Regions from separate parts of the Homo sapiens genome. Here region 1 is linked to region 2. A link is an interaction called in ENCODE POLR2A ChIA-PET data of the cell type or tissue named here. Cell type or tissue: GM12878. All regions are shown on one strand. Region 1 overlaps PDE8B (phosphodiesterase 8B). Region 2 has its middle 5.6 kb from the start of PDE8B.

Region 1 (2,500 bases), 54 kb before region 2:
TGTCTCCAAAAAAAAAAAAAAAAAAAAAATGAGCCACAGTGAAAATTATCAGTAAAATACCCAAGGATATACTCACTTTTTAATTGTGAAATTCAAGTCTATGCAACTGATGTCTATGGATATATTTGCTATTTCCTAATTGATCAAATCATTAAATTTGACATAAAAGTTTTCAGAAGTATTTGCATACGTGGTAGCTAATTTTTAAATGTCACTTTTAAAATGCTCCTTACAGGAAAAGGCCTCCTCCTTTCCCAACCAAATGGTAAACTGATGAACTGATTTCTGAAAAATATGTTTAATGGTGCAGTCTTAAATTTCTACTGCCATATGAGAGCTTTTCAAAAGAATCCTGAATGACCAAATTAGCTGGTGTTTTTTATTTCATCAGTACAATTAAGTGTGATAGCTTTCTTTCTTTTTTTTTTCTTTTTTTTCTTTTTTTTTTTTTTTTGTGATGGAGTTTTGCTCTTGTTGCCCAGGCTGGAGCACAATGGCGTGATGTTTGCTCACTGCAACTCCCGAGTTCAAGCGATTCTCCTGCCTCAGCCTCCCAAGTAGCTGGGATTATAGGCATGGGCCACCATGGCCACCTAATCTTTTTGTATTTTTAGTAGAGATGGGGTTTCACCATGTTGGCCAGGCTGGTCTCGATCTCCTGACCTCAGATGATCCACCCACCTCGGCCTCCCAAACTGCTGGGATTACAGAGGTGAGCCAACACGCCCGGCTGATAGCTTTATTTCTATAGTCAAACTTTTTTCCACAGGAAACAGGATATTAAATGGCTGAAAGCTGAAATAAAGATCCCACACTATAGAGACTCATCTAGAAAGAACTTGCCAGGATGTGGGAAACATACCCCCACCACCCTGAGCTCACCTCCCATCTTCAGTGTCTTTAAGAGAAAGCTGGGGACTTGCTGGGTGAAGGGGACTTTTGAAAGAGTTGTTGGCTTAGTAGGGATTGCTGCAGAGTTCCCCCTCCTTCTTAGAGTAGAGAAGTGGGGAGGAAATTCCCCTTCCAAGTGAGGGCAGTAGCAAGGGAACTTACCCAAGGGAGCAATGTGCTTGCTGGAGGAGAGGCTGGCCTCCCAGGCAGAACTCTTGCTGGGTTGTGGAAAGAAACTCCTAGGCCTCCACAAGTTGCCACCAGAGAAGGTGCAGAAGGGTTTTTAGGAGAGTTGGGGCATGTACCACAGAGATGGGAGCTGCCTGGAGCTGCCCTTGAAGGGAGAGGGCAAGAAGATAGCGAGAGAAGCTTACATTCCAATCTCTTGTGGGGCAAAGGTTTGTAACCTGTTCTATGGGCCAAGTGGACAATGTCTTTAGAAGACAGGAGCAGACTTGAACTACCTGGAAGGGACCCTACCCAGGAGGGCTGACTGCCACCGGAGTGAGGGGATTTTAGCAGGAAGAGGCTGGAGCTGTACCCAAAAAGCAGGAACCAGGAGAGGAGGGTATGCAAACAGGTCAGCTGGAGAGCACAGTCCCCTGTCAAGAGGCAGAAACATTCGTGTGTGTGTGTGGGGGGGGGGCGGGGGTGTGTGTGTGTGTGTGTGTCTGTGTGTGTGTGTGTGTTGGAGGCAGGGAACAGAAAAATAACCACCAAAGTATTCCATGAGAGAAGGTATTCAGTACCTAAAGAGAGAGAGTTAGAAGACCCTCAGAAAACCAATTTCTCCCTTTTTGCCTCTCACTGCCCCTGCCCAGACCCTGAGGAACCAACAGTCTGTACAGGAGGAGGAAAAGCCAGGGAGCTGAGACAAAGACCACACAGCTAGCTCTTCCCTGTTGCAATTTCCAAGACAAGGGCAGTGCTGAGCTGAAGGAAGCGTAGGAGCACTGAACTGAATAATGGGAGATGGGAGTTTTGATTAAGATCAGACTGAACTTTTTAATAACTGAAAATAAGACTCAAAAGCTGTGATAGATCCCTGAGATACAATTCAGAGATGCAGATCTGACAGAACAGGTTTGAAAGAAGGGATGGGAGGAATACATATCTGTTTCCTGATGGTATCCTATCAGGTCCAGCCTGTTTTTTAAAGTGTGGGGTTCTTTGTCACCTACTGTTTTCAGTTTTAGGCTGTGGAGAAATTCTAAGATACAGCTAATGATTAAATATTAAATCAAAGCCACAGTATGAAGCAAACATGTTTAGTGCTTTTGCAAACTCCTTACAATGGTTCACAAGGTCTTATGCAATCTAGCCCCTGCCCCTGCCTATCTCCCTGGTCTACAATGGACCATGCTCCATCAGTTCACTCTGCTCTAAACACACTGGTCTGCTCTGGGTTCCTTTTTTTTTTTTTTTTTTTTTGAGATGGAGTCTCGCTTTTGTCACCCAGGCTGATGTGCAGTGATGCAATCTCGGCTCACTACAACCTCCGCCTCCCCAGTTCAAGCAATTCTCCTGCCTCAGCCTCCTGAGTAGCTGGGATTACAGGTACCTGCCACCATGCCCAGCTAATTTTTGTACTTTTAGTGGAGACGGGGTG
Region 2 (2,500 bases):
TTCTCCCACTAGAATATTGGCTCTACAAAGGCAGGGGTTTGGGGGCTTCTTATTCACTGATGGATCCCATACTTTTGGAACAGTGCCTAGGACATGGTAGGTGCTCAAATATTTGTTGAATTTATGAATGAATAATTTTCTCCCATTTCTTTGTCTTTTGCCTTTCTCTTAACTGTTATTACCCAAAATGGAAGGGGTTATTTTATTTGTTTGTTTTTAATAGAGTTTTATGCTCTGTGTTTTTAGTTTTTAAAGTCAGTGAATGCCTTTGATTACATCATGGTAGTCTTTTGGTAATGTACATCAGAAAAAGCCAGAATAATAAAATATAATAATTTGTACAAAGTTGTTGGTAGCAATGTTGTCTACAATAATGAAACTAGAGATAATTCAACCATCAAACACTTAGGGAATGGCTCAACAAATCACATATAAATATTACTATTTATAGTAATATAAAACCTAACAAAACAATGTTAGGTTAAAAATAGATACGTACATAGATTGATTACAAATATAGACAATGTATGAACATATCTTGAGGTTCATAAGTGAGTATAAAGTGGTGTAGACAAGAAACGACAAATTTATTTTTCTGAAAAACAGTTTCAGTGCATAAAAACCATGTAAATGAGTAAGTGTAATATTTCCTAATTCTCTCCACAAAAAGTATTTAGGTAACTCTATTTCCTTTTATGGATTTCCATTGATTTTTTTTTCCTTTGGACAGAAGGTAAAAGATGGAAAATAAATTTAAAAGGGAGAGAATCAGAGATAGGTGGAGACAGAGAAACGAATGCCTACACATTTGTAAAGGAAACCTCACAGAACCAGACACCCAGAGAGGAAAAAAGAAAGAGAGACAAAGAAAGCCATGGGAAGCCACTTTCATGGTGAAATAGTCCTACCAAGTGAGTTTACGGAGACAGCTCTTTCAAGACAGTAAAAATAAGTTGTATTTTAAACTATAGGTGCATCACTTCTTGGACCTTTTGCCATAGGCCAAGTGAAACTAAGGAGAGGATTTGGCCCATAGAACGGTTTTCTCTTGCCAGTTGTAGAAAATGCAAACAGAGAATGTGTAGGAGGAGAGTCAGCCAACATCTGACTTCCTTAGGTCAACATCATGAAACTTGGAGGCCACCGAGTGCTGGGTCCTGAGTCTGCATAGTACAAAAGTGATCTGTCCTTCCTGTTAACAAGCACCCCACAGGGAGGGGCTGGATTAGCCCTGCAGAGAGACTCCAGAATGCTACTCACCTCCAGAACTTTGGACCCCAATAATCAGGCTAGGAGAGATGGAACATTCATTTCCTAAAGTCTTACAAATATATTTCACAAAAGCATCAGACATAAAAGGATATAGAAATGAAACACAAGGTGCAGTCCTACTCCAAAGGAACTTACAGAGCAATCAGGCAGACAGGACTTACACATGAAAATATAGTACAATCCATGAGTGTCAAGGGGCCAGAACAAAGATGAGTGGTATTGTCAATTCTTTTATAGTAGTTATGGTCATTGGGAAGGGAAGAAGGCGGCATCTCAGTTGGGCCTCAACAAGAACTTTTCAATCACAGGAACAGCATGAACAAAGGCACAGAGGCAGAACTAAACTTGGTGGCACCAGAAGGCAGTGAGCAGACAGGGTAACTAGACAGTGTCTCCTTAGGCAGGGATGATAACACTGGAAGAAGAAAAAAGAAATGAAGGTGGAAGACTCTGAAACAACTTCTCTATTTAATGGAAGTCACTGTAGGTTCTACCGCCCTTAAGGAAACATTCTGTGTGAAAATCTAGATTTAGAAAACAAATCCATTGTCTTGCAAAAAATATTGTTGTTTGCCAAATGATTAACATGAATACTTTTTTTTTTTTTTTTGAGACAGAGTCTCATTCTGTCACCCAGGCTTGAGTACAGTGGTGCGATCTCGGCTCACTGCAACCTCCGCCTCCCAGGTTCAAGTGATTCTCCCGCCTCAGCCTCCCAAATAGCTGGGAATACAGGTGCATGCCACCACACCTGGCTAATTTTTTTATATTTTTAGTAGAGATGGGTTTAACCATGTTGACCAGGCTGTTCTTGAACTCCTGACCTCAGGTGCTCTGCCTGCCTCAGCCTCCTAAAGTGCTGGGATTACAGGCATGAGCCACTGCGCCCAGCCTCCATGAATACTCTCACATAGCACTTTGAGGTTTTTAGGTATTCTTAGTCAAGGTACAAAAAAAAAAAAAAAAAAAACTAAGGGTACAAATTATTAATTCATACCAATTTTTTTTTAACATTTACAATCTATAAAGCAAGGCACAAGGCACATCTGTTTCTAAATGAGTGTGAGCTTTCCTAAATGTCTCATGGGCAATTTTTTAAAGTTCAGGTTTCTAAGCAGGCCCTCTCCTGCCTGCATGCACACCTTGCTAGGCATATCATCCATTCCAGAAGATGTCATTACACTAATATGATGCTAAATTCATCCATTCATTCAGTAAATGCTTACTG

Evidence for each region. ChIA-PET counts read pairs that join two places held together with the same protein. Peaks named below come from ENCODE experiments on the same cell type or tissue, not always from the same donor. Only the 100,000 strongest peaks of a DNase experiment are listed, where the experiment ranks them.
Region 1: POLR2A ChIA-PET joins it to region 2 with 7 read pairs; 1 of 35 experiments calls an interaction of 5 or more read pairs at or near these places.

The regions. Positions count from the first base shown.
Region 1 is chr5:77,258,112-77,260,611 of GRCh38, reverse strand. The region is part of intron 1 of PDE8B (phosphodiesterase 8B); the gene reads right to left. Among named protein-coding and RNA genes, the nearest start is that of PDE8B, 49 kb to the right of the region's middle. In GM12878, no CTCF peak of the experiment used is centred here; a DNase peak (open chromatin) is centred at 941.
Region 2 is chr5:77,203,793-77,206,292 of GRCh38, reverse strand. It overlaps a transcript of PDE8B not described here. Among named protein-coding and RNA genes, the nearest start is that of PDE8B, 5.6 kb to the left of the region's middle. In GM12878, no CTCF peak of the experiment used is centred here; a DNase peak (open chromatin) is centred at 1,138.